2 separate regions of the Mus musculus genome follow, and region 2 is linked to region 1. Evidence: chromatin loops called from intact Hi-C (ENCODE). Cell type or tissue: gastrocnemius. All regions are shown on one strand. Each heading gives the region's core, and the rest is flanking DNA. Links, peaks and the distances in the headings are about the cores only. Region 1 overlaps Dgkh (diacylglycerol kinase, eta). Region 2 overlaps Vwa8 (von Willebrand factor A domain containing 8).

Region 1 (11,383 bases), core at 4,191-9,190:
GAAAACATATCTACAATTCATAACAGCAATGAGAATCATGTTATGGCTGGGGCTCACCACATGGGGAGCTGTATTACAGGGTTGCAGCATTAGGAAGGTTGGGAGCCATTGGACCACGATGTTAAAGCATCAAGCGAATAAACACTTTCCTCCTTAGCTGGCCTGTGGTCACGCCGTTTCTTTACAGCAATAGAAATCCTAACGCGGACAGCCGTCTTCTGCCACTCCCACTTGGGGACCTTTGCCTACTACTCCATCACTGTCCAGAGGAAACTTAGCCCCTGTGCTACTTCTCTACAGTGGCCTCATCTCCAGCTTTACAGCCACGCAGTCATTTTGTTAACGGACAGAGGTGCAGAATTCTGACCCCAGCTGGCTGTGGAGACCTTGAGCGAATCGATGACTCTGAACCTGGACCTTCTCTTCTTACGGATAATATCAACAACCACCACCACTAGCACATGGAGGTGCTGCTGAGTCCTAAGTGTGTTTCCTTGGTCTCTGCATCCTGAGCACACACTGCTGTCCTGACAGCGCAGAACCCTTTCTTGGGTCTTCGACAATCATTCCCTCTCCATCCACTTTCCTTCCTCTTCGTAAGTATTATCCAAAATAAAGTAAAAACCTTGACACTGCCCCATGTTGCAAGCCAATGCTCCCTTCTATCCCAGCAAGCCTAGGAAAGGCAGATGCTCCGCTGTCCTGTCTGTCACCTGTCACCTCACAGCACAAGTGTGCTGTGACTGCTCGCTGTCCTCTCCACTTTAAGGGAATACTCTTCATTGGCCATTTCCAATTATAGCCTGTGTGCAAATCTAAGTGAACTCCCTCCACGACAGCTCCAATCATCTCCTCTAAATATCTATGCATGCACAACTCCCAAAATAAGTTCCTGGCTTTACTCATAATTTTCACTGTCTGCACACCACCACCTGGCACTGCTGGCCCACCTTAGACTCAACAAGCACTTTTTATCCCATGTACTGTAGGTCTCAGGCTAGCAGAAAGCGCAGGCTTCAGAAGGTCTCAACTCTAATTCCAAGCTTCCTGTAACTAGGCAGGTACCTTCTGTGGACAATCCTCCTGCAGCCATTTTGCTCTTCTGCCCGGGGACCTCGCTTGTCAGCAACACCATCATCTCCCTAAGCACACAAGTCCTGGAACTTGCAAACAACCTTTCATCTTCCTTGCCCTCTGTGCCTTAAAATGCCATCAAAATGTCGCCTGCCAAAAGATGCCGCAATGTGTGTAGCTTCATTGTTTCTGGTCTAGTGAGGAAACTCCCCTGTGACCAGAAGCCAGGGAAGGGTCTCCTGAGGACACCAGAGCGCAAGCTCGCCACACACCACCGACACTAACCCTCAAACAGGCCACGCTCCCTCTCCGGTTGGACCCACATGTCTGGAATGAGTCTACTCTTAATTTTTTATTGAAATTTCATTTGGAATTGATACATAAAAAAGTATACCTTTTATAAGGTGTTTCAATACATGTACACATGTGTAAAGTTTAAGTCGGACTAAGCCACCTAGCACCACAAACACCTTCACAGTGAGAACGTATGCTCTCCCTCCAGCTCGGCAAGCTAGGAAGCACGCAGTCCTTCTCCGTGTCACCTGACTACGCAATGGCGTGCCAGGATTTCTGACTCTCCTCTAACTGTTTAACCACTTGATCAACCCTCCTCCCACCCCGTGTCCCCTCTGAGACACCCCAGGCTCTGGTAGCCATTGTTCTTCTGAGATCGACCCTTAGATCCGCACACCGCGCAGTCCTGCAGCATTTGCTCTCCGTGCCCAGCTGATTTTGCATAAATAAGACACCGATCCATCTGTGGGCTACAAACGGCAGGGCTGTTTGTGGCTGACTGTATTCCACTGTATCCTTCCTTGTACCACTCGACTTGTAATAAACTGGGGGGCGGGGGGGCGCAATTGGGGGAGGGAGCTCAAACACAATTTTACTAAAGGTTGGCAATAACCAAGGATCGGCAAGAAAGCATGTGGTCATCATGACAACCAAAATACCTAGTCCTCCGTGCCTATAAGCCCAAAGAGGGATGCTAATGGCTTTTTGTCTCAGGCTGTCCAGGAGAGGTAGACCAGATGTTCCCCTAGAAGCAAGAAGTGTCAGAAGCACAGGGCCACCACATTCAAGGTCTACATGCAAATCCTAGAAAAAAAAAAAAAAACTTCTCTTGCTCCCCCACTCCCCACTGTGCTGGTATAAACAGGAATGGCCCCCAGAGACTCATCTATTCGAATGCATGGTCCAGAGGGAGTGTCATTATTAAGAGCCTTGTTGAAGGTGATGTGGCCTTGTTAGAGGAAATGTGGCAATGTGGGGGCGGGTTTTGAGGTCTCCTGTGCTCAAGCTATGCCCAGTATGGCACACAGTCCCTTCTGCTGCAGATCAAGATATAGGATTCTTAGCTCCCTCTCCAGCACCATGTCTGCATGCATGCTGCCATGCTTCTCTCAGTGATGATCATGAACTAAACCTCTGAAACTGTAAGCCAGCCCCCAATTAAATGTTTTCTTCATAAGACTTGCTGTGGTCATGGTGTCTCTTCAGAGCAATAGAAACCCTAGCTAAGATACTATCTATAGCCTGTCCTCATAGCCTGTCCTTAAGTGAACAGGTCTCACTTAAACATTACCACCACACAAAAGCCACCACTGTTCTCAAAGGACCCATGAACGTAAATACAAAAAAATCCACACACTTCTTTACCAAGATACGCCTTGCTTTCTGATCAACACGTCTGACTTACTTTCTGAGACCCAGCACTGTTGCTTCCCTCCAGGTCAGCTTCCAGTCCCACTCAGGGCACTACTGCTGCTAGCCATACAAAGCATACCATCTTTCTATGGTGCCATCTCTCCTTAACTACCTTCCACGGACCAGGGTGCCCTTCCCCACGGCTCCTCCCTCCTTGTTGCCTCACTTAAAACCGTGGTTTCCGTGCCTACTCCTCTAAATGTCACCCAGGCAGAGCTCACCCATCTTCAGTTTCAAGCTCTGTGGCTCCATTCATGGCAAACACTAGACTCTTACAGGTCACTAGCACACTAAGGACTTAAATTCTCATTTATGTCCCCCTCTTTCTCTTCCCCCACCCTCCCTCCCTCCTGTGCAAAGTCAGGAAATCCCTCTGTACATTCCCCTTGGAAGGCAGAGTAAATAAAGATTACTTCAATTGGATGCCCTAGGAGTTAGGCACATCCAGGAGACCTGGCCGCAGTTCCTAGCACGCACATCAGTGGCTTACAACTACCTGTATCTCCAGTTCCAGAAGATCTGATGACCTGGCACACACATGATACATACACTGGCAGGCAAGCATTCATGCATACATATGAATTCAAAGTAAGTAATTTAAAAACAACCACAACAATTTAAAAAAATCAGAAGTCCTCTAGTCTATTAAAAACATTTTAGCGCCGGGAGTAGTGGCGCACACCTTTAATCCCAGCACTCGGGAGGCAGAGGCAGGCGGATTTCTGAGTTCAAGGCCATCCTGGTCTACAGAGTGAGTTCCAGAACAGCCAGGGCTACACAGAGAAACCCTGTCTCAAAAAACAAAAACAAAAACAAAACATTTTAGCTTTCAAGAGAGGGAAAAATTTAGACTTAAAACTTGAGACTTACTTCGCCTCACCCCCACCTGCCACCCACTCCACACACAGGAGGCCTCTTCTCTTGGCCCTTCTGCTAAGAATCCTGCTCCCTGCACTTCATTAGCCAATTAAATTAGGGCCTTTTGTAGTTTTGGTAGTCGCCTGCTATTAACTCCTAGGGTTCCAGTGGGTTCTCCTAACCGTCACTGAGAATGCTGCATAGCGCCCAACCTCTGCCTCTGATGGGCTCAGCTCCATCATACTGGGAAGGTTTCACTGGCCTTGGCATAAAAGACTCGCCAGCAGGCCCTCTCCTGGCCCGTGGAAATCAGACTGGTGTGATTAAGAAAGCCCAGCTGTGTCCCCTGCAGACTTCTTTCTGGCATGCATGCATGCATGCAGGCAGGCAGGCAGGCAGGCAGGAGTCACTACAGCAAGCATTTACAGGATCCAGTGTCTCTGAAGCCTCCAGAGACTATGGATCAAGTCAAGAGAGCCAATGACTCTTATTAACTTTCCATGTAACTTGAGGTAAGCCAGGCTCATTCCTTCCCAGCTGGACCTCAAGACACATCTTGGGCATCTTCAAGATGTGGAGCTGGGCCCTTACCTAGCATTAGGTGCCATCCCAGATACCGGATGGGAGAGCGGGAAATGGTATCATGTTAGGGGCTGCAAAGCTCTTCTAGGCCATGTGGGTGTTGCTATCACATACTGTTTGTTCTGTCTGCGGCATTTGGGGACCTCAGACCGAACTTCGGCAGAACGAAACCCATTTCAATAGCATCCCATTACAGTCCTTTTCTCAGCATCCGGCGTGTCTCCCTCTCCTACAGATTCCTCTTCCAAAGTCTAGAATAGGTTGCATTTTTCCACTGCCACATTTTTAACCTTGCCTTTAAGAATGGTCTTTTCCTTCCCTGCCCTCCGCCACCCCCACTGCTCTTCATTCTTTCCCGCTCCTCTTCTTTCACTTGGCTGTGATCTTTCCTCTTCCACCTTTTTCCTGTCACTGTTAGGCTCTGACTCACAGTCCATACCACTGCTCTTCAGGCACCAAGCCAATCTTTCTGAAGCTCTCGTCCAGAAAGCTGTGTCAAGCCCCACCCACCAGGTCTCTCTGTAGAATGGAGATGATCCTTAGCCAGGAGTGTCCACCGGGGATGGTGGGTGGTGACACCGAATCTGAATTTTCTGCCTTACTCAATTAAACAGACACGCTTGGCCAGCGATGGGAAAGCTCTCCACTCATCAAATGACCCGGCAGGTTTCGGTCCACCTTCATTCGGAATTGTTCTTGTAAGAAACTGTCTCTTCTGTTTTGGCTTTTGGTTTTCTGAGAGAGTGTTTTACCCATCTCAGGCTGGCCTGGAAGTCACTATGTGGCTCAAGCTAGCCTCAAACTGTAGCAATTTTCCTGTCTCCGCCTTCTGAGTGCTTCAATTCAAAGTGGGAAGCCACCACATCCAACTCTGAGAAACTTTCCCTAACTGTACATTCTACAGGACTGTAGATCAAGAATGTGAAGAGTTTAAATTAATGAGCTGAAGAGGCTAGTCTTGGCTTGGGGACAGTATGCATATATGAAGAGTATAACTGATCAGTGAACAATATGTACGTCGGGGACAGGACAGGATGGGACCACACAGCATGAATACACAAGAGGGAAGGGCAGGGACCAATGGAGGCGAAGGTCTGAGGCCATGATGAGTTACAGGGAGATCGGAAAGGTTAGGGGCAAAATCAAAGGGGTCAGAAAGAAAGCAAGGAAAACAGTTACAAGGAAATAAAGGTTTGCTTTGGCCCAAAGCTCTGTGATGGACAGCTCACAGCTAATGGCTGGGCCTACTTTCCCACACAACAGAGTTAGGTAGGGGTCTTCATGTTTGGGTGATTTCTACATTCAGTCACAAACAGTTGGTTGGCACATAGTTGACCCCACCTCCCCCAAAAATAAATACTTGCTTAATAAACAAAACATCAAGCTTTACCCTTGCTAACTAGGGCTGATTAACAAACAGCGAAGCTGCTCTCAGCCTTAGCACTTACATATCAACTACTAAACCACACTCAGCCACTCTCCGCTGTTTCAGGTCATCAACCAAGTCCACTGGCCCATCCTTTAGGCTGCCCTAGAATCCTGGCCGATACACCATACCCCGGACATAAGAGGGTCCAAATAAAAGTATGGAGATGCTAGAAACGTATGAGCAGACTGGAAACATTACACGGGGGTCACTAAGAAGCCTTCATAAAGGAAAAAGAGACACAGTGGGGTCGAGCTAGAAATGGCTAAGAAAGAGCCAGGGACCTCCTGGTTACTTACAAGTCTATGTAATGGTTCCATACAAAGCTATGGTTACTTATAAATTCTATGAACTGAAAGGGGGTGGGGGAATGAAAAGATGAAGAGCTCAGCCTTGAATAGGTGACAAAGGCAACCCACAGGCAGAGACAACAGCCATCCCGGCCCACCACGGCTTCATGCTTTCATCGCTTTTACAAAGGCAAGGTTCTGATGAAATACTACACGTAAATCGGGAAGGGAAGAGTGCCATGCTAAAACATATAGGCAAGGAAGACTGGAAAGGCCTCAGTACCCTAAAAACTGTCTTAAAACACAGCTCCACTGTAACCACACATCAGCAAACAAAGCTTAACTACTCACGATTATGAGTTTACGATATTAAACTAATAGTATGTTTTTAATTTTTCCAAAATCCATATTTAAAACTACTGGTTTTACACAGGTTTCTTAGCTCTCGACACGCTCTCATTCCTTCAAAGTTCCAGTAGAGAGGTTTCTGGGAAAGGCAGAAGATTATGAGGTTCAACAAAATCAGAGATCAAAGTTGAACCACTTACAAGTGGTGAAGCAGATACAAGAATGAGGACTGACTTAGTGCAGCCACACAGTGGCAGTGTGGACAGCTGAAAGCCAGCCCACTAGAACAGACGATCCCCGAAGGACTCAATACCTCACAGCACCAGGTACCTCTCGTGCCGGAGCAAGGAACTAGGTGAAAGTCTGATTTAGGGGATAGGGGAGTTTTGGGATAGCATTTGAAATGTAAATGAAGAAAATATCTAATAATATATATATATACATATATGTATATGTATATATATAAAGAAAGAACGAACCTCTGTCTTCCTCCTCCCTCACCAGCACCCGCCCTCCCCACTCCTCTTTTCTTCAGCTCTGCTTTGCCCCAAATGTCTGTCTCCCACAGCAGAACAAGGCTGGGGGCTTATTCTGGAGAGAGCTGAATGGAGAGAGTCTAGAATAAAAGACTCAGAAGTAACTAGAGGCAGAGGAGTAGTGCTGTGTAAGTGTGAATAAGCCAGTACCCTGGACTTGCTATATAACAAACCTTCAAGATGACGGTAGCCAGGATTGCAATTTGCTATTGGAAAGCCCTTTGGGACCTGACAAAGCCAAGGGCGGAGATGTCAGGGGTTGTCAAGGAAAAGCCTAGTCAGGTTATAGAATGAAACACCTGCACCTCAAACAGCTTCAGAGGTCCAGCTTCAGGGGTGGTGGTTCTACAAGTAAGTGTGTGTGTGTGTGTGTGTGTGTGTGTGTGTGTGTAGGTCCAGCTTCAGGGGTGGTGGTTCTACAAGTAAGTGTGTGTGTGTGTGTGTGTGTGTGTGTGTGTGTGGTGTGTTTAGTGTGTCTGTCTGTGTTTACTTCTCTATGCGTCTGTGTGTGTGTCTGTGTTTATTTCTCTATGCGTCTGTGTGTGTGTCTGTGTGTGTAGTGTGTATGTGTCTGTGTGTTTCTGTGTGTAGCATGTGTGTCTGTGTGTGAAGTGTGTGTCTCTCTGTGTGTGTATAATGTGTGTGTGTAGTGTGTCTGTAGTGTGTGTGTCTGTGTGTATGTCTCTGTGTGTGTAGTGTGTGTATAGTGTGTAGTGTCTGTGTGTGTGTGTGGGTGTGTGTCTGTGGGTTCCATATCCATTGAGTCAACTGACCACAAGTTGAAAATACTCTGGGGGGGAAAAAAAGCATTTTTAACTGAACTTAAAATGGCCACTCTTTTGTCACTGTTCCCTAAACAGCCACTACTCACATACCATTCATTAACACCCCGTGATAGATATGAGTAATGAAGAGATGGTCAAAAGCTCATAAAAGGGAGTGCCTGGGTTAACATTCTATAACATTCACATTTTATAACATACATTTGATCTTCTGCAGACCACTTTTTTTTTCCTTTGCATCCTTTAGGGAGCATTAAAACCAAGCCCACATAGATGCTGAAGTATGATAACCATCGCAGGAAGCCCTGTGTGCACACACACAAATGTTTGTATATTTACCCAAAGGGAAGTGAAAATACAATAGAAAGGTTGCAAAATAAAGTCAAGAACTCTCCTAGGAAGCACAATGAAAAGGGAAACATGCTAGAAAATGGGGAGTTGGGGAGAGACTGGGAAGGAACACGCAATGACAAATCCAGGAGGGCCAACGTCCAAACAATGGTAATACCACACAGAATAAGGAGAACAAACAGAAGGAAGAAATAACTCAAGATGATTTCCCAGAACTGAGCCCTGAATGGGGAGAAGCCCACACAGTGGATGAAAATAAACCCACACTGTGAATTCTGCTGTGAAGTTACAGATCCCTGAGGAGCAGAGAAGATCCTGAACGCTTCCAGAGAGGAGGATGGGGGAGGCGCTCCGTGGCTTCACACAGCCAGCCTGCACTGGCTTTCTCCGTGCTGGGAGCTAGACAGCAGCAGAGAGTGGCTTCAGGGTTGCTACAGTGCTCTGAGCAGAGGCAGCTTCCCACTGAGCAGGGTTTTGTTTGTTTGTTTTCCTTGTCTAACAGCATGCTTTCCACTTCCTGCTTTCTTCTCCTTCTTTACTGGCATGCATCCTGACGACAAGTTCTTTCAAGCTTAAACCCATTTGAGAGAAAAGTCAGTGTAAGAGGAAATGTTATCTTCAAACATGGAAGCCCACAGTACACGGCTCCCTCTTACCAGAGGCTCAAGCCATTGAGCCTCAGTAGGTTTGGCATTCTTCCTTTCCCAGATAATTCCTTCAACTCCATCTCCAATAGGCTCCCACCTTAAAAATCCTATTAGGAACATCCTCTCCCAGGAAGACAGCAAGCTTGTCCAGTGTGTAAATCCCACAGAGCCTTGAAGGCTATGCAGTACATTGTATCTCTATAACCGAGAAGAGAAAGAGCTGGCAGGACCGGAGAGACCGAGCAGTTCACTTCATCAATAAGATACATATTAGTTACTTTCTAATGCTGTGATCAAACACCTGATAAGAAACAGCATAGGCTGGGAAATGGTTTTTTTTAGCTCACAGATTAAGCAATACATCCATCCTAGCAAGGAAGGCGGGTGTGGAAGCTTGACATACTGGCCACACAGCCCGGACAGTCAGGAAGCAGAAAGGAGACAGGAAGTAGAGCCAGGCTATGAGTCCTCAAGGCCCACCACAGAGACCTACTTCCTCCAGAGTAGCCCCACCTCCTCAGGTTCCACCACCTTCCCCTCCAATGACACCAGGTGAAAACCCAGTAACCAAATGTGAGAACCTGAGGGGAACGTTCCATATTCAAACCACAGCAGGATCTGAAGAGACTCTGACTTCTGAAAAAAAGGTTTACTTGTGATCTCAAAGTGCCAAGTTTACGCAAATAGAAACTTAACTACTCACAAAACCAGAAAATCCTATTATGAAAAAAGCAAAACACAGAAATAAACGTAATTTCAAAATAACGATGACATTTGCAGGTGTGTTTCTTTTCTTCTGGCTTTAGGCATAGATTTATCTCACTCAGAAAGATATCATACTGGAATATCGCCAAATGAAGAAATGGCCTGACAATCACCAAAATGTCAAGTCACAACCTTAATTAAGCTGTGTCAATTATGAAAATTGTAAGCTAGTGGTTTTATAGATGTAGAAATGTAAAATATATATATAGATTCACACCAACACATAGCAATAGTAACACTTTTAATTCACACACACACACACACACACACACACACACACACACATGCTCAAAAAAGAATTGTTTTTTTCTCCAAGGGAAAGAAACAGAAAGTTGAGGAATATAAAAAAAATGACTAATTATCAGTGTCTAACTTAAGTTAAAAGTGGATGAATGTCACTAAGAACACAACCACTATGTCCATTACTGACTCTCCTTCCAACAAGGATTCCCAGTTAAGTGAACAACTGTGCCATTTCTGAAGCCCTGTTATTCACTGGCAACAAGAACAAACTGTGAAGTCCCTCTCAGGCTCTGAGGTCCGTGGTCCCCCACCCTCCCTCCTTCACCGAGTTTCCTGACAAATTTCAAGTCTGCTTCTAGCCAGGGAAACTAAAGACATCATAGTTCCTATTTGCAGGGAAACTAATGACATCATAGTTCCTATTTGCTTTCCAAGGACTTAGCATAGATTTTCTTTAAATGAATGTTAGCTCTGTTCCAGAAGTATCCTGCAAGATATGGAGTCAGGGATCTGTCCACCTCCTTGTTTACCGGAGACTGTGTAAAATAACCACACCCTAGGCTCCTCTCTTCAAAGATACTTGACAGTATGAAATTTTAACTCTTTTCAGAATAAGCTGTAAAATGTACAGAACTATACACTCGGCTCTTAATACCCGCCAACTGGGAGTTCTCCGTTCATTATCACATCTGTACATTTAAGACTAAAAAGTGAATACATGTATACATACATACATACATACATATGTTTGTATTATATACACACAAACCTATGTGAAGCAAGACTACACGGGTAATAGGACCAACATCTTTGAACTTTCTCATATTGTATACAAACCTATGCTAACACTCAGTATTTCCTCCCAAGCCCACATGAAAACGTACACCTTAAGGAAAAATCTGACAATCTGGAGTCAAAGTGTACATCTGAAAGCCACTTCAAGTCCACAAACGTATGCAATGTAGAACTGTTTGCCAGCTGTTCCCAGGCACTAGGCTAAAGAGTTATTTTCCTTTTATTTGGTGTGTGTGTGTGTGTGTGTGTGTGTGTGTGTGTGTGTGTGTGTGTGTGTGTAAAACACATGCATGCAGGTGTCTTGGAGGCCTGATGAGGGTGCCAAATCTCCTGAAACTGGAGTTACAGGTGGGCTTCCTTTCCAACCTCACTGAGCACTGTATTAGAGCCTTCACGAGTCTTCCGTGAGCTTCTTTTTAATTGTTGTAAAACACAGGTAACAGAAAATTTGCCACCTTGACCAATTTTAAGTAAAAAGCTGAAAAGCATTAGGCTATTGTACAACCTGTCTCCAAGATTTTTCATTTCGCTAATCTGCAGCTTGCCAGCCATTGGACAGCTCTTCCTTTCCCCTCCCCTAACCCTAGCTGCCACTTCCTGACCCTACAAACGTGAGTGACCACTCCAGGTAGCTCACTTAGGTGTTTATCTGTTTCCAGACCTGTTTCACTTAGCATAACACCCTCCTCTGTGTGAGTCAGTTTCCTTGATTTAAGATGACCAAGTATCATTTCTTCCTTTGTCAACACTGGGGCTTCTTCTACCTTTCAGCCATTATGAACTCTACTATACAAACGTCACTTCGAGACTCTGAATTCAACTGTTCTGAATACTGACCCAGAAGCAGCACAGCTGGGTGATAATTTTGGAGGACCCAGCAGAGTTGCTGAGCCTACTTCACAGTCCAACATCTGTGCACCAACTCCAATGCTCTCACATCCCTTTCACCTTATTTGCATCCATTACAACACCCCCCCTT
Region 2 (11,383 bases), core at 2,400-7,399, 310 kb after region 1:
ATATTAACAGACGTCAGTGAGATGGGCATTGTAAACAGTGTGTGAGGTAACTTAATATTAAAGAGCTTTTAGATGAAGACCTATGGACTGTTTTAATATTATACAGAGTTGCGATTCAGGATTTGCTGGGTCGAGAATGAAGATTTATTTTTTTTTCCTGACAGAATAAACAGTAATAAAACCCCAACAAAGCAACTTCCCGGGACGCTGAACTTGTATGCCAGAGGATATTCCTCGTCTCATTTTGAGGGGACAAAAACAAGATTAGAGCTGAATTGGGCCGTGTGTTGCCAGTTTTCAGTGTGGGCCTGGAATTTCCAAAGTCAGCATCCATTCATTTCTTTTGCCTCCGTGATGTCAGGCTGCTTCCTTCCCACTACCACCTCTCTGAATCCAGTAGGAGTGTGTTTTTATTGTTGTTATTCATTTGTTGTTGAAACTGTCCATCTTCAAGACAAAAATCTCACAGCCCAGGCAGTGCTGAGGTCATGCGTGCAGGCTTCCTATGTGGAGGCAAGCACCCCACCTCCCAGCAGGTAGGTTTCCAGCCAGGCAGTAAGGGCACCAAATAGGACACACATGTACCCATGTATTTCCCCACCTTGTTTTTGGTACTTAGTTGCATATTTTGTTTGTCCTTGTAACTCAGGTTCACGCTAACTTCATTCCTTATAAAAGATTGTATTGCCTAGGAGACGTAGCAGGACTATAAATATGATGTTAATAAAAACAGGGAGGTTAGGCCTACTCAGTCTGACTCTTCAGGGAGATGGAGCCTAAGCGTATGTGCTTCTTGAGAATTTCCCCAGCTCTTTCTGAAACATGGCCTGCGTTTTATCACTGTGCCAAGGCAGGTGTTTATTTTATATCTCTGGGTCAGTATGTGATATGACTCTGTAGTGAATATTTTATCTGGAATAGTTAATGTTGAGAGTTTTAAGTTAACTTGTTCTAGTATTTTATACTATTTTATGAATATTTGTATTTTATATGTGTATATACTCATGTTTGATATTTTAAATAATTTTAATATGAAAATGATCTACTGATATACTTTAATATCTAACTTTTCTTACATAGGAACAACTTAGCACTCAGTAGCACAGCCCTGAGGGGAGTGTCCCCTCCCATACCATGCACCATCTCACTGATGATATGGCTAAGTTTAGTCTTGGATGATGTTAGCTGTCACTGACAGTATGAAGTGATACTGCTCACACAGCTTGTATAAAACCTTAAATTTATAGTTGAATTGAGAAGCACTGCTACCCCCTCAGAGCTCAGGGAATCCTTTGGAAGATGAGGCAGAAAGCATATAAGCCGTAGAAAGGATGGAGGACACCAAGAGCATAAGGCCCTCTGAATCAACCGAGCGAGGCTCATTAACTCACAGAGACTAAAGCCACAGCACAGGGATGGCAAAGCCTGCACCAGGTCCCTGAGTGCATACTATAGTATAGCTTTCAGATTAGTGTTTTTATGGGGCTGCTGAGCGTGTGTACACGTCTCTGAGTCTTGTGCTGTACTTAGGGCTCTTTCCCTTCTATTGGGTTGCCTTGCCCAAACTTGATATGATGATTTTTGTCTTATCTTACTACATTTTATTTTGTCAAAAAGAAAAAGGGGGAGGGGAGGCACTATTAATGTGTGGCCTACTTACTTTTTTGTTTTGTTTTTTGTTTTTCGAGATGGGGTTCCTCTGTGTAGCCTTGGCTGTCCTGGAATTCACTTTGTAGACCAGGCTGGCCTCGAACTCAGAAATCCACCTGCCTCTGCCTCCCAAGTGCTGGGATTAAAGGTGTGCGCCACCATGCCCGGCACTTACTTTTATATTACAATTACAGAACCATGACCAAGGCAACTTATAAAAGAATTAATTAAGGGCTTCTGTCTTAGTCAGGGTTTCTATCCCTGCACAAACATCATGACCAAGAAGCAAGTTGCAGAGGAAAGGGTTTATTCAGCTTATACTTCCATACTGCTGTTCATCACCAAGGAAGTCAGGACTGGAACTCAAGCAGGTCAGAAAGCAGGAGCTGATGCAGAGGCCATGGAGGGATGTTCTTTACTGGCTTGCTTCCCCTGGTTTGCTCAGCCTGCTCTCTTATAGAACCAAGACTACCAGCCCAGAGATGGTCCCACCCACAAGGGGACTTCCCCCTTGATCATAATTGAGAAAATACCTTACAGTTGTATCTCATGGAGGCATTTCCTCAACTGAAGCTCCTTTCTCTGTGATAACTCCAGCTGTGTCAAGTTGACACAAAACTAGCCAGGACAGCTTCCTTATAGTGTCGAGGGTGATTACATGGCCAGCATGGCAGGGAGAATAACTGTAAGCATGGTGCTGGAGCAGTAGCTGAGAGCTTACATCTGATCCACAAACGAGGCATGGGATCGGGGTGGGCCATGTAGGGAGAAGGAACACAGGCCAGGATTGGTTTAGGCTTTTGAAACCTCCATACTCACTCTCAGCAACATACCAACTCCAACATGGCCACATCTCCTAATCCTTCCAAAACAGTACTGCCAGTGAGAAAACAAGCATTCAGGTGTATGAGCCTATGAGGGCCATTCTTGATTTAACCACCACAAAGAGTAAGGCTAAATGTTGACACCGTATCTAAAACAGCATTTTAAGGTTATAGAGCTTGGCTGAATTTGAATGTTATGTTTAAGAATGTCTTCATGATGATGGAGAGATGGCTCAGTGGTTAAGAGCACTTGTCAATATTGTAGAGGACCCAATACCCACATAATTGAATATGATTCCAGTTCCAGGGAATATAATGTCTTCTTCTGACCTATGGAGGCACCGAGTATGCATGTGCTACATATACATACATACAGACAAAACACATGTATGTATATTATGAACACATCAAATACAGAAATCCAGAAAAATTTCCTCATAATTTAATATAATCATACTTTTGTTTATTAAGTCATTACCTTTTAATGGTAGTTGTATTTATCTTTTTTTATTTGATTATCACATGTAATAGTGCATTTAACTATCACATATTCATGTATGTTTATAATTCATTGGTTCACATTGGCCTTGTTAGCCTGAGTTGTCCCCTTCTGACCAATGCTGATTGATCTCATCATACTAACAACTTCCCTTCCACTCTCTTCTCTCTTATTTGGGGGTGAGGAACATGACCCAAATGAATGTCACGTGGTTTTGTACAGGAATATGGACGTGTTATTAGTGGCTACGCCACAGAAGAAATGCTTCTGCTCTGTCAGCTAGTATCCCTGTCTTTAGGGAGGGATGGAACCCCGAGTCTCCCTCCCCCATAACGAGATGTTGATGGGCTTCTAGTGTATAGATTTTTGTAGACAATCACAGCAGTGCCTTGTGTGGTCTTTAGCATTCCACACCTCTTTCCTCCCAGTGCCCTTAACAGTTTTTGTACTCCTCCTCCTGCAGTATTCCCTGCTCCATAAAGGAGCTCTGCTTAGGACTGAGCACTCAATATTCACTTAATCTCAATGCTTCCCCCAGTTGTGAGTCTGCAGCCGCCATTGACCACTGTGAAAAGGAAGCTTCTGTGACCAAGGCTCCCAGATTCCCTGCTCTGGGCGTAAGCACACTTACCTAGGAGGCAGTGTGAGGATATATCACATCCATTAAACCAAATAACAGGAAGAGTTTCTCTACTAGGGCCTATGGCCTTCCCCAGGTTTCTGTACCAGGTGTGAATTACCTTCTTTGTAACAGGCCCCAAATCCAAAACTGAAAAAAGAAAAACAGACAAAAAGCAGTCGGCTGCCTCTATGACAGACTGTGGCCAGGGCTGCACCAGTGTCACATCTTGCCTGTAGTCAGTAGTGTGGCATCCAGGACCTACAGGGATAAAGCTCCAGCCCAGATCTTGCTTGATTTCTCTGTGTCCTGTGACCAGGTCAGGAAGCATTGAAATCAGTACTGTTTTGATAGGTTTCCCTATCATTGAAAGAAATAAGTCTCACATCTTACTCTGGGTTTTAGTGAGATTGTTGTTGTTATAAATATTGGTTTCCTGCTTAAAACTAGGAGTGTTTACAGCAGAACTTACAAAGGAATATAACATTTTGAATAAAGGTGAGGGTAAAGGTCGCATTTGTGTTTGATACAGCAGCACAGAGTGCATCTGAAACTGCTGAGACAGCCTTCCCAACACGAACACACATGAGGAAGCCCTGCTCCTGTCAGGGCACCACATCGTTTTACTGTAGCTTTACACGGTACAATGATTGCTGGCTGGCTTGACTTGCCTGCACTGTTTCAGGGCTGGTGTGTGATGTGTGGGCCCTTAATTTACTCTTTAAGTGTTGGGCTATTGTTTCTCAGTCCCTGCTCTCCTTCATGGTTAGCCTCTGTAAGTCCAAGGAGTCAAGGCATAGGCCCTAGGAAGGCTTTTCAAAAGGAAACACACATGGTGGATAAAGTAGTCATCTCTGAGCCAGGCATGGTGGCGCACGCCTTTAATCCCAGCACTTGGGAGGCAGAGGCAGAGGCAGGCGGATTTCTGAGTTCGAGGCCAGCCTGGTCTACAGAGTGAGTTCCAGGACAGTCAGGGCTACACAGAGAAACCTGTCTCAAAAAAAAAAAAAAAAAAAAAACGTAGTCATCTCTGAATGTCCAGCTTCTCAGTGTGAAAGAGAACACCCACACTATGGTCTCTAGGATGCAGTGATGGAACCTGATTCCATTCAGTGTGGCAGTAATTACTGTTGTCATCCTTTTGAAAGAGAAAGGGAGTACTAAATAATAAGAGAAAGATGGCAAACTCTCATTCTTACATCGAGCAAATATGTAATAAGGGGGAAATACCTAAAGCTTTCTGGTGATATTTCTCTTTGGATTTGAGAAAACTTTTTGTTTGTTATTTGAAATATGCTGTACAAAGACAAATGTGTGCAAACACATGTCCACAAGGCTAAAGAAGCATTGCATAGGTCTTCAACATTAACTCTGCATATTCTTTGCTGGTGCCTGCTTTTAGGATATGACTGCGCGGGACCTGCTACAGCAGCGGTACACGCTCCCCAACGGCGACACCGCCTGGCGCTCCTCACCCCTTGTGAGTGCTGCCCGGGAAGGCAAACTGGTCCTGTTGGATGGTATCCACCGCGTCAACGCTGGCACACTGGCTGTATTGCAAAGGTTTGCATCATAGACAGTCTTTATGCCAACCTAAACACTGAGATTTCAGGTCCTGAGGAATTTACAGTTCTATATTATTAAGCTGAATACAATATTATTAATATTTGGTTATAAACACATGCCTATCAGACCCCAAACCTCACCTCTGTGGCAGAATTTGCTGTGTAAGAGCTAAAGGATGAAAGTGTGCCAGCCGTGGCTCCAAGAGGCTTATGGACATAGATCAATATGTGCAACAAACCACACAGCTGGAGCGTCTGCAATTTTATCTTAACGATACGTCTAGACATCATCCCAGACAACATTGGAGCTGAGCTTATTGTAATATTTTTTTATTATTTAATTTTTTGAGAGAAAATAAAATTTAATATAAAATGTGTATTTATTTGCTTATTTCACTCAGCACAGATATGACCATTTCTGTAGCCTTCATTTTCTTATTTTGAGTGAGAAACAGTTTAATGTGGGAAGATTCTCTGTCTAATTTCTGTGGAAAGTCTTCCCCGCCTGTGTCATCTCTGAGGTTACTGATGCTTTTCATCCCTTTCCTACGGCATGACTTTTTAATCTGACTTACTGGGAAGTGTCAAATAAATGAAAGAAGCCACTTCTTCACCCAGCTAACCACAGTTTTTATCGCTGACAAGATGCAGGCACTGAGTGGAATGAAAGACTCCAAATGTGTTTGTTGTATTAATCTTGATTCGGTCTGTGTGGGTTTAAAAATAGTAATCACAAAGTTTTGGTGATTTACCACATTTCTTAGACTCATAATTTAATATTCTCTGCCAAACAGATAAATGTGGATACAAAAATAAGAAAAGGCTCAGCCCTCTCTTGTTGGCTGTCTCTCAGATGCCTGGCCAAGGACAAAAGAGCAGCAACAGCAGCAAGGAGCCTGTGCTGTGCTAAACCAGAGGCTCCAGTGTCAGCCTCAGGCCGCTTGCAGGATGGATGCTGACAAATGGAGCTATAAAATACAGTGCCTGGCCTCCATCCCTACCAGGGCTTCAAATGATACAGGCTGGAGTTTTTTACGTGGGCATTTTAAAATGCTGCCTAGGAATCCTAACTTAGGAAAACTGAGCAAGATGATGTTAAGCATGTATTTTAAATTACTTGTTCAATTTTCATACCAACTATATGAGATTGGCATTGTTGTCTTAATTTTTTTGCCTTAATTTTAGAGTAAAATTTAGAGAGATGGAATGGTTCTCCCTTCTCTGATTGTTCAGCACATTGGACTTGAACCCAGGCCTTCCAGACTGCACTGCCTGTGCTCATAGCTTCTAGATGAGTCTTTGCCCTCTGACCTTTGCAGACCTAGCAGTAGAGTCTTACACAGTATGGGAAGCTAGTTGCTTTGGGGCTGCCATGTGGAGGAGCAATGGAGTTATTTCTGAGGCTTTTGATATCTTAAGTCCTGCAATTTCAACAGTGAAATATTATAGTGATACTTTCCCTTTCAAAGCTGCATTGGATTCAGGAGTGTGTGTGGCTTACACGTGAAAACATGCCCCATGGGTGAGCTGAGGCATTGTCTCCCACCTCCTCCTCCCCTTCTTCATGTCTCTTCTCCCTCATACCCATCGCTGGCATTTGGGACTGCTCCTCTGCAGAGTCCAGCATGTCTGCCCAGGATAGTGCGTAATAGCACTGACGAAGTTACTGTTGTGAACACGCACCTAAGACAGTTGTTAGGCTTGTCCTCCAGCATGACATGCAGACTGAGTGATGCTGCCTCTCCTTACATCATTGATTAACTTGTTTCCCCCAACCCCTTCCCCATCAGACTGATCCATGACCGGGAGCTCAGCCTGTATGATGGATCTCGGCTGCTGAGGGAGGACAGGTACCTGAGCTTGAAGGAGAAGCTACAACTGACCGATGAGCAGCTACAGAACAGGTCATTTGAAGGACGTTATTATCAGTTTGTTTTTTAACTTTTATTTATTGTATATGTATGTGCATGGATGTGTATGTACACATACTACAGTTCACATACAGGAGCCAGAGAACAACTTGAGGGAATCTCCTGTCTTCTTCCTCCACTTGGGTCTTGGGGAGCCAACTCCTCCTGAGGCTTGGCAGCAAGCCAACCCTTGACTACACTATTCTTAGCGTTAACTTACTGCTAAGCTGAAAGTAGCAGTCTTTATTTTTAGCTAAGCTAGAGTCAAACCAAACAATAACTGAATGGCTTAGTTTGGTGTCCTGTGGATGAGATAGCCTGACACTTCTAAAACCTGAGGTTTAATCTAGGCCCTACTGACTTCTTAGCCTGTACTTTTAAATAACTGTCTCAACTGTATTAAGAAGGTAAGCCAGCTTTACTAGGAAGTCATGGGCATAACTGTGGATGTCCCTGAGGCATTGCTGGCCTCCTGCCCCCAGCTTCCTTACAGCTCTTTCACTAGGTATAACAGTCAAATGCTATGGGTGAGATTCGATTTTCCTGTAGCAGGAAACAACATGAAAACATTTACAAAACACAAATAGAAAAGATTAGACCTGGGAAAATGGCTCAGAAGTTAAAGCACTGTCTACACAGGCTTGATTTAAGTCTGGATCCCCAAAGCCCATATAAAAGCCAGGTACTATGTATACAGGAACTGTAACCCTGGCATATAAAAAGCCAGGTACTATGTATATAGGAACTGTAACCCCGGCATATAAAAAGCCAGGTACTATGTATATAGGAGCTGTAACCCCGGCATATAAAAAGCCAGGTACTATGTATATAGGAGCTGTAACCCCGGCATATAAAAAGCCAGGTACTATGTATATAGGAGCTGTAACCCCGGCATATAAAAAGCCAGGTACTATTTATATAGGAGCTGTAACCCCGGCATATAAAAAGCCAGGTACTATTTATATAGGAGCTGTAACCCCGGCATATAAAAAGCCAGGTACTATGTATATAGGAGCTGTAACCCCGGCATATAAAAAGCCAGGTACTATGTATATAGGAGCTGTAACCCCGGCATATAAAAAGCCAGGTACTATGTATATAGGAGCTGTAACCCCGGCATATAAAAGCCAGGTACTATGTATATAGGAGCTGTAACCCCGGCATATAAAAAGCCAGGTACTATTTATATAGGAGCTGTAACCCCGGCATATAAAAAGCCAGGTACTATTTATATAGGAGCTGTAACCCCGGCATATAAAAAGCCAGGTACTATGTATATAGGAGCTGTAACCCCGGCATATAAAAAGCCAGGTACTATGTATATAGGAGCTGTAACCCCGGCATATAAAAAGCCAGGTACTATGTATATAGGAGCTGTAACCCCGGCATATAAAAAGCCAGGTACTATGTATATAGGAACTGTAACCCCGGCATATAAAAAGCCAGGTACTATGTATATAGGAACTGTAACCCCGGCATATAAAAAGCCAGGTACTATGTATATAGGAGCTGTAACCCCGGCATATAAAAAGCCAGATACTATGTATATAGGAGCTGTAACCCCGGCATATAAAAAGCCAGGTACTATTTATATAGGAGCTGTAACCCCGGCATATAAAAAGCCAGGTACTATGTATATAGGAGCTGTAACCCCGGCATATAAAAGCCAGGTACTATGTATATAGGAGCTGTAACCCCGGCATATAAAAGCCAGGTACTATGTATATAGGAGCTGTAACCCCGGCATATAAAAAGCCAAGTACTATGTATATAGGAGCTGTAACCCCGGCATATAAAAGCCAGGTACTATGTATATAGGAGCTGTAACCCCGGCATATAAAAAGCCAGGTACTATGTATATAGGAACTGTAACCCCGGCATATAAAAAGCCAGGTACTATGTATATAGGAGCTGTAACCCCGGCATATAAAAAGCCAGGTACTATGTATATAGGAGCTGTAACCCCGGCATATAAAAAGCCAGGTACTATGTATATAGGAACTGTAACCCCGGCATATAAAAGCCAGGTACTATGTATATAGGAGCTGTAACCCCGGCATATAAAAGCCAGGTACTATGTATATAGGAACTGTAACCCCGGCATATAAAAAGCCAGGTACTATGTATATAGGAGCTGTAACCCCGGCATATAAAAAGCCAGGTACTATGTATATAGGAACTGTAACCCGGCATGAGGCAGAAGTTTAACCAAGGCAGGCAGATCTTTGAAACTAATTGGCTGACTAGCTTATCCCTGTAGATGAAGTTTCAGGTTCAGTTACAGACCCTGTCTTAAATATAAGGGTAGAAACCAGGGTTCAGATGTATCAGGGACGCAGCTGTAGATAGACCAGTCTGAGCTGAAGGCCAACCTTGTTATTCATAGTGAGGTCAGAGGCAGTCAGGCCTACAGCAAGACCATGTGTCAAAAAATACAACAAAAAAAATGGGGCAATCAGCTGAGGAAAGTTGGCTACCTCTGCTCTCATAAATGCACCTGTACTAACAAGAACCCACACACAGTACACAGCATAGGCACACACATGCACCTGTGCTAATAAGTACACACATGGTACACAACACAGGCACACACATGCACCTGTACTAACAAGTACACCCACACACACACACACAGTACACAGCAGAGACACCACCCTCCCATACACCCCCAAATGAAAAATGATTAAATATGTACAGTGTGTATATTCCCTCCTATTGGATTCATTAATTCTGTTAATATCATAATGGTGGTATGATTGTGAAAGGAGGCCTTGTGTTTGCATGAGCTGCTTTTTGAGGTAGAAGGGATAGATAGGCTTGTGACTGTGTCAGTAAAATAAGCCAAATTAATGGCCCAGGAATTGCCACTGTGAGCAATGTGAGTATAAGCTGATAAAGTCTTAACACTGGGGAAACCCGAATGAAGGGTGTGAACATCTGTGTATAGGTCTTTGCATTTGAAGAAAACTATTTTTCAACTGCATGTCACTCTTCTCTGATGTCGCCCACATGCCGGTACCTTCTGGTGGGCCTTCACATATTGGAGATTGGTACTCTGTGGGAAAGGGACGGGGTTACAATGATGACAAGTTCTTCCTCGTGTACACTGACCTGGAGCAGCCAAAGCTTTACCTTTCCCAAACCAGTGAAGTGTACTGACCATTGAGTGCACAGGAAAGGAAATGTCAACTTCTTGCTACCTGGCTTATTCAAGAAGGACGGTGGATTTCAGAACTGCTTTGTGAGGTGTGCCTGTCAATCCGCTGGAGCTCGGAAGGGCTCGATTTGACACTTAGTGTGTCCCTCTGCATGCACTCAGGGCTTGTACATTGTGTGCATGGGAATCATGCCCAGGGACAAATACAGACTTTGAGAAAGATGAATCAAAGCGACTGAGCAATAGCTCCCGAGCTTGCCTGGCAGCTTCCCCTAGGATGTTGGGAGCTCTGTATTTCTGCCAAATAGCCAGGAAATGACAGCCCTTTTTGGTGGGGGTGGAGTGAGGGTGGTTGGGAGGGGGAGTGGGTACCTATGTTCTCTCTAACAGTCATACAAAGTTTTGCAAATAAAAACACTCCCAGGAACAGAGCGGCCTTCAGCGTCAGGTGGTGGGTTTGGCTTGTGGTGGCCGTTTTGCACACTCGGCTTCTCTCCATCCCCCAGCATCCTGCAGAGACAGCGCAGGGAGGCAACATCAATACTTACTTTTCCTCACACCATTAAAAAAAGTCCAGTATTTCCTAAGCCGGCTAGAACTCTCAAAGCATTTTATGGAAATACCATTCCTCTGTCCTAAGTTCTGTGAACTCCTCTCATGTCCGTCTTTCCATTCTGAGAAGTTTTCTCTCCTAATGCCTAGCAGGTTCTTCTGACGTTTGCCTCCCGTCACCGAGCACCATGCTTCTTAGGCGTTTCTTGATGTGCCAGTGTGGAGAATTGCCCCTCCATCCGGCACACGAATTGAGGGCGCCAGCCTTTGTCCTCTCTGCTCAGTGCATGTACTTTTTCTCCACCCCCTTATTCTTTTGCCATTATTATATTGGTTGGGAGTGGAGTCTTCAGCTGCGTTACTCAGTACACTAAGATAGATAGATGTCTCCCTTGCACCGGTCCTGTCTTCCCTAAGGCTGGTAATTACCTGCACGTGACAGGTGGCACTGTCAGTAAGCACAGCGAGTGGGAGCCTGTGATGTGAGGACGCTGAGGGGAAGTGACCTCTTCTGTGCACACATCACCTTCTCCCCCCAGTCCCTTCTCTCCTCAGGCACACTCTAATCCATGATGCCGAGTTCTCTCGGCTTCCTATTCCTAATGTA

The links. Peaks named below come from ENCODE experiments on the same cell type or tissue, not always from the same donor. Only the 100,000 strongest peaks of a DNase experiment are listed, where the experiment ranks them.
Region 2: a loop joins it to region 1, with 2.2 times the contacts of the local background. A loop is called at or near these places in 6 of 42 quality-filtered maps.

The regions. Positions count from the first base shown.
Region 1 is chr14:78,670,110-78,681,492 of GRCm38, forward strand. The region is part of intron 2 of Dgkh (diacylglycerol kinase, eta); the gene reads right to left. Among named protein-coding and RNA genes, the nearest start is that of Gm30716, 25 kb to the left of the region's middle. In gastrocnemius, for the core only: a CTCF peak has its summit at 6,526; DNase peaks (open chromatin) are centred at 4,710, 6,567 and 8,312; H3K27ac peaks cover 1,072 bases.
Region 2 is chr14:78,977,242-78,988,624 of GRCm38, forward strand. It overlaps Vwa8 (von Willebrand factor A domain containing 8), which reads left to right. Exons shown (of 45, transcript NM_027906.1): 13 at 4,995-5,155; 14 at 6,948-7,061. Among named protein-coding and RNA genes, the nearest start is that of Vwa8, 130 kb to the left of the region's middle. In gastrocnemius, for the core only: no CTCF peak of the experiment used is centred there; DNase peaks (open chromatin) are centred at 5,083 and 7,237; H3K27ac peaks cover 52 bases.